Linked DNA regions of Homo sapiens: region 2 is linked to region 1. A link is a contact called in ENCODE Hi-C or POLR2A ChIA-PET data. All regions are on one chromosome and are shown on one strand. Each heading gives the region's core, a stretch centred on a gene start or an enhancer-like site at or near the end of the contact. The rest is flanking DNA. Distances are from core to core; before and after follow the strand shown. Region 1 holds the start of EPN1 (epsin 1). Region 2 holds the start of MZF1 (myeloid zinc finger 1).

Region 1 (5,099 bases), core at 36-2,535:
TGGAGTTCACCTCTGTGTTTGACTGCCAGAAAGCCATGCAGGGCCTGACGGGCCGCAAGTTCGCCAACAGAGTGGTTGTCACAAAATACTGTGACCCCGACTCTTATCACCGCCGGGACTTCTGGTAGAGGCGGCTGGGGGAGGGTGGGGGCAGGGCTGGCTGGGGGCTTCTCCCCACTCCCGCCCCCCCCTTATCCCCCTCTGAAGACGATGGGCAGAGGAGTGACAGCCGCAGACACACGACAGCCGGCAGCAACTGGAATGGCAGCAATTAAGGGTGGGGGGCGGGGGTTGGGGGGTTGGGGGGTTAGGGCAGGGAGGGGACTGGGGAAGTGCGCACACAGCCCACACAGACAACACGCACCCACACAGACACAGAGGGAAGGGGTTGGGATGGGGACAGGGTGCACAGCAGGGCGGGGTAGGACCCCAGCCCCTCCCAAAACAGCCTCTCCTTCTCCCATAGACCCCTTTCTTCTCCCCTTCCCCACGGTAGGAACATAGCGTGTTTATATTTTATGGCCAAACTATTTTGAATTTTGTTGTCCGGCCCTCAGTGCCCTGCCCTCTCCCTTACCAGGACCACAGCTCTGTTCCTTCGGCCTCTGGTCCTCTCTGGTCCCCTCCTGGGTTTCTTACGTAGTTGATTTTTCCTCTTTAGTCTCCCCCGACCTGCGCCCAGCCCCGTGGCCCCTGCCCCTCTCCTACTCTCTGTGGCAGTTTCATATTTGCTAAGACGAATTTGCTCATTAAACATTTTGTTGTATTTTACTTTATGGAGCGGCTGTGTGTCCAGTATGTCCGACCCTCTTCCTCGGTTCTGGGCTCGGGTGGGGGTTCCCTTGGCAAACTGCGGGCCCCTGGCTGGGACGCCCCTGCTGCCGGCGCCGGCAGCCTCGAGGCCTTCCCTGCTTGCGCGGTGCCCTTCTCGGGGTCGGCACAGGCACAGCCCCGGGGGACGTGAGGTTCCCGAGTGCTCTCCCACCCCGCCGACAGGAGGGATGGTGGCCGAGCGGGCCGGGGCGGGCGTGGCGTGGGTGTGCCAGGAGCTCCGCGGTTGCCGCCAAGCGAGCTGGAGCTGACTCTCGGCGTTCCGTGAGCACCGCGCGGATCCCCCGCTGCAGCGGGCGGAAGTGACGTAGAGGCGCCTAGCAACGGGGCCCAGCGCGCCGGAAGTGATGCCTTCCAGGTTGGCTTGGCTGCGGAAGCGACTCCTGCCAGGGCGGGGTGCGGCACGGGAGGGCGGGGAGCGCGGCAATTTCCGCTTCCGGTCCGTCGCCTCCTTCTGTTGCTTCCCGTCTCCTCGGCGGCTCCCCTCCCCCGCCCGGCTCTCCGCGCCCCTTCTGGGCGGCGGGGCGGCGGAGCCGTCGGCGTGCGGCCCTCCTTGCGTTCGTGCGTGCGCCCGTGGCCCGGCGCACGTCCCGCGACACCGAGGCCGAGCGGGGCAGGGGGCTGACCGCCATGACCCCCCAGAGCCCGGCGTGAGGGGGCCGAGGTGAGCGCGGGGCGGAGCGCGGGGGACGCTGGCCCGCCTGCTCCGGGTGTTCGGGCCTGGGCCGCGGCGCGCGCGGGCTCGCGTCTGGCCAGTTCTGGGTGTCTCTGGCGGCCTTTGTGTCTCTGCTCCTGTGTCGGCCTTGACTGCCCCCGTGTCGGTTGTCTGTGTCTGTCTCTCTCGTGTCTGTGTGTCTGTCAGCGTCTGTTTCCTGTGGGCCTCTGCCTGTGCCTGTTTCAGTGAACTTAGAAAAGGGTTTGGAGATAGGAGTGTGTTTGTGTGTCTGTCCCGGGTCTCTCTCTCCTCTGTCTGTCGTGTCTGTGTCTGTCAGGATTTGTTCGTGTCTCGTTGAGTTTCCGAGTCTTCTTTTCCCTAGGTGTCTCTAGCCCTTCCCTGCGGGCTTTTCTGCCTATGGTGCAAATCTTACCCCCGCCCCGTCTTCGCATCTGAGTTTTGCCCCCATACCTATCACCTCCAATCCTGAAGTTTCTTTCCAGGAGTCTGTTAACTTGATCTAGAATCTGCCCCTTTTCCCCAGTTTTCTGAGTCTCTGGTGTGATGGTGAAGAGCCCCAGCCTTGGATTCAGAAGCCCGGCTGCCTGCTAAGCTGTGTAATTGCCAGGTGATAGTCTCTGTGTCAAAACCTCAGTTTCCTAGTCGTAGGAAATCCATAGTTCGTAGGCATTCGTAGTTCCTACATCATAGGGTCCTTGTGCATGTAAGTTGAGGTGATGCTTGTAAAGTGCCTGACGGTATCTGACACATAGCAAGTGTGTAATTACTGGGAGCTCTGGTTTTTATTATTACAGTGCTTAGAGATTTTTACACAGTAAGTGTTAGATATCGGTCGGTTATTGGAGTACTCCTTGGAGAACTTTGCCATATCCTTTGTATTCTTTTTAATGTAAGAATTCTCTTTGAATCAATTTAATTTGAAATACAGTCTCATTCTAAGCAGTATCTGAGAAATCTCAGCTTTGATGTGCTAGTTGGGTAATTTTTTCTAATGCACGCCAAATAAGTACAGAGTATTAAGATAGTGCCTTTTCTGCCGCCACCCTTTTGGAAATGTTCTCTGTTTTTTCTCTGATAATAATAGCAGCCAGTGTTATTGAGCGCCTACTATCTGTGGGGCACAGAGCCAAGCACTGCATGTACCCATCTTATTTAATCAACAGGCCTACCAGGTAGGAATTCTTTCATTTCAGAGTTGAGCAAACTGTGTCTCAAGGAGGTGTGCGCTGCAGGTAGCTGATGTGGCCAGGATTTGAACCCACATTTTATATTCTTTGCCATTAGATTCCATTTTTCTTATCTCTTATTTCTCAGCGCCAGGTCTCTTTTTGTTTCTGGGCCTCTTTCTTCCTTGGCCTCCTGCCTCCCTGTCTTCCCATGTTCTTGTATCTGCTGCTGCCTGTGTTTTTCTCATTGTGTCTCTGCCTAGCTCCCTCTGCCCAGGTTTCTATGTGTCTCTTTCTGTCAGAACTGTCTTCTATTTCTTCTCAGTCCCCTTCTCTGCATTTGTTACATCATCTCTTCATCTTAATGTATTAGGCTGGGGCTGTTTTGGGACTCCAGAGAGTTACTTTTTAACTAGCTACATCTGTCTTCAGGTGCCTGGCTTTCTGGCCTGAGGTGGAAGCAGAGGCCAGCCTCTCTCCGTCATCCCTATCTCCCCTGGGCTTACATCATGGCGGGGCTTTGAAAATCTCCCTCTGTGGCTTCTTGGAGCCGCATAGATGGGTGATCAGAGCTGGCTCTGGAACCAGGCTGCTCCAGGAGTAAGGTGTGTGTCCCTGGGCAAGGGGCTGAACCTCTGTGTCTCAGTTTCCACCCTGTGAGGTGGCTATGAATCATGGGGTTGTTTCAAGGATTAACTGAGTTAATACATGTAAAGCACTTAAAACAGTGCCTGGCATGGGATAAGAGCAGTGCGAGTGTCTGCTGGTGTCATCATCATTTGCTTGACTCTCTTGTTTCTCGTCACCAGTCTCGGGATGGGTTAATTTAATTTAGGTTAATTTAAAAGTATGAGTTTTGGAGTTCAGGTGGGCCTCGGGTTGAGTCTGCCCTGCCATTCCTGGTGTGTGACCTTGGTTGAATTATTTAACTTCCAGGAGCCCAGTCTTTGCATGCAGTGTTGAAAAAGGTAATGTCCCTCTTGTGCTGAGCGAGCACCTGGCACACAGCAGGGACCCAGGCAGTGGGGCTGTTAGGTTCCTTATCTCTCCTGAGCCTTGGGCTTCCGCTATCCTTGGGACGTCTGGTCTTCTGGCTTCCCCGGTTCTTCCTGCCGCCCTGGGTTGGTTCCCTGCTCCTGCCTCTGTCTTTAATCCCTTCATCAGCCTTCTTTCCCATGTGTCCTTGTTTCTGCTGTGGATTCCTGCCCCCTCTGCCCTTGTTCCAGAGGTCTTTCCTGCCCTCCCTCTCCACTTCCTCCTTGCATGGTTTACTGAATGGTTTTTCTGGGCCAGCTTCTTTGCTGGGAAAAGCCACATGCAGACAGACATGTTCTCTGCCCCCATGGGGCCTGTGGGTTGACCTTAGCTACAGAATCAGACGAGAATATAAAATCATGAGGGAGACTGAGTTTACTGATGAGGCCCCAGGGATAGGTGACTGTGATGTTTGGGTGTGCACCTGGGAAGTGTAAGCAGAGCCCTTGGGGTGAGTGGATATCCCTGGATGAGGAAGAAGGAAGAGCGCATGGGCAGGACGGAGGGCCTCCTGATGCGCTGCCGGTGTTTACAGGGCGTCAGTTCTCTAGATGACCGCATGGAGCCCCATTTGACAGAAGAGAAAGCTGAGGTGCAAAAGATCCAGCCCGCCCAGGGTGGCCTTGCCAGGAAGTGCTGAGCCAGGTTGTGGGGCTGCGATCTGCCACTGCATATACTCTGCCTCACTGAGCAGGGGCCCCAGCAGGAAGGAGGCAGCCTGTTTGAGGAACTGAAACATGGATGGGGTTACTTTGAGACCTAGAGGTTAACAAGGGACAGAGCCTTCTGGGCCACAGTTAGGAACTCATCTTTGACCCTGAGGGCTCTGGGCAGGCCATGTCCCATTTGTGTTTCCAGAGGTCCTCTTCCCCTCGCAGATGCGGTGACCTGCCAGCACCTGCCGCAGCCTTCGTCCGGGAGTCGCCCCATCTCTCCACGCATCGGGGCCCTGTGCCCCTTGCTGCTGCAGCCGGGCACCATGTCGACCTCGTCCTTGAGGCGCCAGATGAAGAACATCGTCCACAACTACTCAGAGGCGGAGATCAAGGTTCGAGAGGCCACGAGCAATGACCCCTGGGGCCCATCCAGCTCCCTCATGTCAGAGATTGCCGACCTCACCTACAACGTTGTCGCCTTCTCGGAGATCATGAGCATGATCTGGAAGCGGCTCAATGACCATGGCAAGAACTGGCGTCACGTTTACAAGGTCAGCATCCTGCTCTCCTCCCCGGGCAGGTGCAGGGGCTCAGGTGGGAGGACAGGAGCCCGTGTTGTGCACCCTGCCTGGGATGGCATCCCGGTTCTCAAGAGGAACTGGAGAAGAGTAAAATCTCTCTTTTTGTTTAATGAAGGCAACGAATATAAGGCTAAGAAGTTTGGAGCCTTGTGGT
Region 2 (4,816 bases), core at 1,931-4,430, 2.9 Mb after region 1:
GAGGGGTAGTGACAGCACTGGCTGCGGTGGAGGGGAGACCTGACTGGGTAGAATGTGGGGGCTGCTGGCAGATGGAAACCATTCCATTTATAACAAACCTGGCCCAGTGGACTTCAGACTGACTGCTCAGGCCAGGTTCCCTGGCCCACCCAACCAGACCTTAGGCGCGCCCACCGTGCATGCCCTCACCTGAGTCCTCTGTAACCTCTGACTCCTCTTTCACCTGCAGGCCCAGTGGTGATTCCTGCATAGTCCTAGGAGGTGTCTTGGGCCCAGGCTCTGGAGTTGGAGGCTCAGTTTCAGGTAGGGGCTGGAAACTGGAGGGCTCCATCTTCTCTGATAGGACCTCCTGGCCCTGCACCTGGACTGTGACCTGGGGAGGTGCCCCCACCATCAGAAGTCCTACCAGAGAGTAAGGCTGGCCGCAACCTGGGGTTTGTGGGTGCCCATCCCACTGTAGGATCCCAGGGGCCTGCCTTGTAAATACCTACTGACTAGGTCCTCCAAGGACCTACCTCCCCTAGGCCCTGAGCAAAGAATGAAGGGACCACCTGCAGTCCCTCCCCTGCTCTGACATCGTGGCCTTCCAGTACCTTCCCCATATTCCCCTAGCCTGCAGCTCCTATGTCCACGTGACTGCAGGTGATGCAGGAATGGGCTGGGGAGTCTGGCCCTGGAATCCCTCTGCCCTGGGCAGCCTTGCACAGGGTCTCTGTTGCAGGTGGCCACTTCTGTACCACAAGGGAGAACGTGTGTCTGGCAAAGCGTGGTGCTGCCCAGGGTGAGGCCGAGCTGGATGATGCTCCAGTCCTGAACCCCACTCGTGGACACTCACTCACCCATCTCCGGGGTCCGCCCGGCTCCCGGCGCAGCCCATCTACTAGGGCAGCAGCCTCCTCGGGGCTGCCTGGCCGCTGCCCCTGCACACGGGCCTGGATCTCAGGGGGCAGTGCGCCCAGGAACTGCTCCAGCACCAACAGCTCCAGCATCTGCTCCTTGGAGCGTACCTCTGGACGCAGCCACTGGCGACACAGCTCTCGGAGCTGGGCCAGGGCCTCTTGGGGCCCTGTGGCCTCCTCATAGCGGAAGCACCGGAAACGCAGGCGTGCAGCTTCAGGGCCTGGGTCCCATAAGGCAGCCTCACCCTCCTCCTCAGAGTCCTCTAGCTTCACCATGACAGGCCCCTCATCTTCTGGGGGTGCTCGGTCTGGGGAGCCCAGCACCGCAGGCCTCATAGAGGGTACCAGGTCAGGTATCTGAGGCCAGTGTCTGCCCCTGGTGAAGAAATAGGATGAGGCTGTTGCAAAAGGAGTACAGTGAATGCTTCACTGCCTAGTCTATGCTGTACCGTTTGATCCTCAGACCTACCCCATGTGGAAGGCAGATGAGGAAACAGGCAAAGAAAGGCCATCTACAACCCACAGACTTATGCAGCTGGAAGCCCTCCCTTAGCCACCTGTATCCCTGGTCTTCTCTCCGCTTGGGCCTGTGCAAAGTCTCTGACAGTCTCCCTGCTCCAAACACAGGCTTTTTTTTCTTTTCTTTGAGACATGCTGTCAGTCAGTTGCCCAGGCTGAAGTGCAGTGGCGAGATCATGCGTCACTGCAGACTTGACCTCCCGGGCTCCAGAGATCGGCCTCCCAAGTAGCTGAGACAACAGGTGTGTGCCACGACATCCGGCTAATTTCTTAATTTTTCTGTAGGGATGGGATCTTACTATGTTGCCTAGGCTGTTCTTGAACTCCTGGGCTCAAGCAGATGATCCTCTTACCTTGACCTCCCGAAGTGCTGGGACTTACAGGTTTGTTCCACCATGCCAGCCCACAGGCTGTTTTTTAGGACTAGAAGACACTTCTCTCCCCTGTATCCTTCCCTTCTTCTACATGTGCAACCTCATTCCTGCGCTACAGCTCTCTCTTTACCAGGTGGATGGCACCTATACACCTACAGCCTGGGCATCAGCATCACTGCTGGCGTCTCCCCCTACCCAACGCCAGCCCTTACTTCACCTTCTATTCTCTCATCTACTTCGATGTGGCTCCTCATTTGGGCCCCACCATCATTCCCCTCCCTGCTTGGAAGCCTCACTCCACCTAATCCTCCATGTCAACCTGTGCAGTCACTTGTATGGCTCAGCTCCCAGGCAGCACCCTCTCTCCCTACTCAGCCCCATCTTCTAAGCCCAACATCACACTACGCAATGCCCCATCTCAGCTTCCTGATTTAGCTGGGGTTGGAAGGGGATGGGGGAGCTTCGCAATGGGTGGGGGGGCGGCAAAGGCTCCAAGACTGCCGGAACAGGAGCCTGCAAGGAAGTCCCGAGACTCTGATTCCGCCCATCTTCAGATCACTGTGCCTTCGAGAACTTGTTTCCCCATTTGCAAGTGGGGCTGACCTCCCTCCTCGCGCTGTTCCTTCTGCAGCTGCGGCTTTAGGAAGGAATCTGCGTTTATGAAGGGGATGGCACCGCAGAATCATTCCCCCGTGGGTGGCATCGATTTCGAGGGCCGCCTCATCCTGGGGGCCAAGCCTCCACTCTTCAAGGTGCCAAGTCAACCTGAAACCCTGGGAGAGACTTGGGTCATAGCCAAGATGGCAGGTACCTACGGAGGGTCCCGAAATACACTTCCCAGAAGTCCAGGCGGCAACTTCCGCTCCAGGGTGCCAAGGTAGGTCCAGACGACGCCTAGGCAACCGGGGGCGGGGCTCCCAAAGCCTGTCGTCGTGGCAACGAGTAGTGATTGACAAGCCTCTCGCTCTAGCCCTGGGCGCTCCCGCAAGGACTGCCCGGATTCGTTCCCCGCGCTTCCGGTCTCACTGGGGAGCCGGAATCCCCGAGTCTGCAGCCACCGCCCCCGTCCACACGATAGCCCTCCCGGTTAAGAGGACCCCGCCCTCACCTCTGCGCTCAGCGGGCCGCTCCGCGCTCCTGAGCACGCGCAGTCTTCGACTTCCCCCTCCCGCTGGACTACGTCTCCCAGGATGCTCCGCGCACCAGCTCGAGCGCCTCCTTGCCCTTCCCCCACCCTCGTCCCCGTTTCTACACCCTCTCCTCCCTTCCCCTAGCGGTGGTCGCAATGATCAGGTCATACTCCTGGCCGCTTCTTCCCATGCTCCCCGCCTCGAATCCGTGCGTCGGCATGCGCAAGCCTCTCAGGTACAACAGACGGCAGCACCGCCTACCAGATCGCGCATGCCCCCCACCACGTTTTCCTCACTTCTCTACGGGCCTTCCTGAGATTAGCAGGATCCTGCACCAATCACGGCCGTCATTAGAACTCCGTCGGTGCCCCACCGCGTCTCCATGGCAACTCCCTACAGGAAGGGGCCTCTGCTACTTCCTAGACCGCAAAATGGAGAAAGGCTTGGCCCGATGCTTTCCGGCAGATGTAGTCAGCAGGCCCTTCGTGTGTACGTGCGCGCGCGGCGCGATGACGTTCCTCTGTGATCATGGGCGAGGGGCGGGCCCTGAACGTCTCCATGGTAACCTGGGGACACGACTCGACATCGCCTGGGTAACCCGGAGACGCGGCGGGCGTTGAAAATGCAATGGGGCATGTGGGATGAAGAGGTGGGGAAGGGTACTGGGGCAGAGAGATGCCGATCGATAGAAACAGCGAGGAGAGACGGAGAGAGACCAGAGACTCAAGGGCAAAGAGAGACGAAGGACCGGCGGGAGGAAGAGAGAGAGAGACAGAGAGACAGACTCACAGACTGGGAGGACCGGAGACTCGACGCGAGGAGAGACAGTGAAAATAAGTGAACAAACATAGAGACACGGGTCCAAGTTATAAGAGGGCTGAGTGGATCAGAGGGTCAGGGCCGGGCAAACAGGTGTCAGAACAGTTAGCAAGAGAGAGGCAGATCAGAAAGGGATGCAGATGAAAGAGACACAAAGAAGGAAACGCAGAATGGGTTCACAGAGACAAGAAATGCAGATATCCAGACTCAAGAGGTAGACAAGAAGGGAGAGGGACAGAAACAAGAAGGGAGAAAAGGGACAGAAATTAGAGATACAGTAAGATGGATTGACAGTTTTCGAAGACCTAGAGAAAGATGACAGCACGAAGAGAGACAGGGAGAATCCGAGGTAAAACTGTTAGGAAAACTTAGGAGTCCAGATGCTGTCCAGTTATATGCTACCCTGTACAGGTTGATAGGTTGCAAATGCTTTCTGTCCAGTGTATCGCTTTGTAGCTCACTAAGCAGTTTTGTATCCAACTTTGTGCTTTTATTTCAGTGTTTTTCTTTTTCTTTCTTTCTTTTTTTTTTTTTTTTTTTTGACGGAGTCTCGCTGTTGCCAGACTGGAGTGCAGTGGCACGATCTCGGCTCACTGCAACCTCCGTCTCCCAGGTTCAAGCGATTCTCCTGCCTCAGCCTCCCGAGTAGCTGGGACTGCAGGCTGCTCCACCACACCCGGCTGATTTTTGTATTTTTAGTAGAGATGGGGTTTTACCATGTTGGCCAGACTGGTCTTGACCTCCAGACCTCTGGTGATCCGCCCACCTCGGCCTCCCAAATTGCTGGAATTACAGGTGTGAGCCACCGCGGCCGGCCAGTGTTTATTCTTCCTTTCCTGTCTTCCTAGAATCATCTTGCTGCTTCCCTCAGTACGGTAAATAAATCTTTTGACACATGCTCACTGAGAGTCATGTTTTTAACTGTTTTGAAATTATATTTGGCAGTCTGAAGGGAACCTGTTCTCCGGGCTAGGGGACAAACAGGGAAAAAGAAAATAGTGGCCGGGCGCGGTGGCTCACGCCTGTAATCCTAGCACTTTGGGAGGCCGAGGCGGGCGGATCACGAGGTCAGGAG

Evidence for each region. A loop is a pair of places that touch in the nucleus more often than their neighbours do. ChIA-PET counts read pairs that join two places held with the same protein, here RNA polymerase II (POLR2A). Pooled maps may share reads with other maps.
Region 2: a loop to region 1 is called in a pooled map, with 14 times the contacts of the local background. The contact joins the promoter of MZF1 here to the promoter of EPN1 in region 1. A Hi-C loop is called at or near these places in 6 of 50 pooled maps. POLR2A ChIA-PET finds 5 or more read pairs at or near these places in 2 of 52 experiments (H1 and Panc1).

The regions. Positions count from the first base shown.
Region 1 is chr19:55,673,941-55,679,039 of GRCh38, forward strand. EPN1 (epsin 1) reads left to right here and starts at 1,286. Exons shown (of 11, transcript NM_001130072.2): 1 at 1,286-1,495; 2 at 4,587-4,915. The coding sequence starts at 4,688. U2AF2 (U2 small nuclear RNA auxiliary factor 2) reads left to right here. Exons shown (of 12, transcript NM_007279.3): 12 at 1-776. The coding sequence ends at 128. RefSeq lists silencers at 848-1,067, 1,238-1,567, 3,763-4,057 and an enhancer at 3,979-4,388.
Region 2 is chr19:58,570,155-58,574,970 of GRCh38, forward strand. MZF1 (myeloid zinc finger 1) reads right to left here and starts at 3,181. Exons shown (of 6, transcript NM_198055.2): 1 at 2,901-3,181; 2 at 840-1,275; 3 at 190-373. The coding sequence starts at 1,235. It overlaps MZF1-AS1 (MZF1 antisense RNA 1), which reads left to right. Exons shown (of 6, transcript NR_027334.2): 3 at 230-303; 4 at 1,704-1,801; 5 at 2,424-2,669; 6 at 2,763-4,643. RefSeq lists enhancers at 1,886-2,747, 2,748-3,607, 2,976-3,065, 3,126-3,555.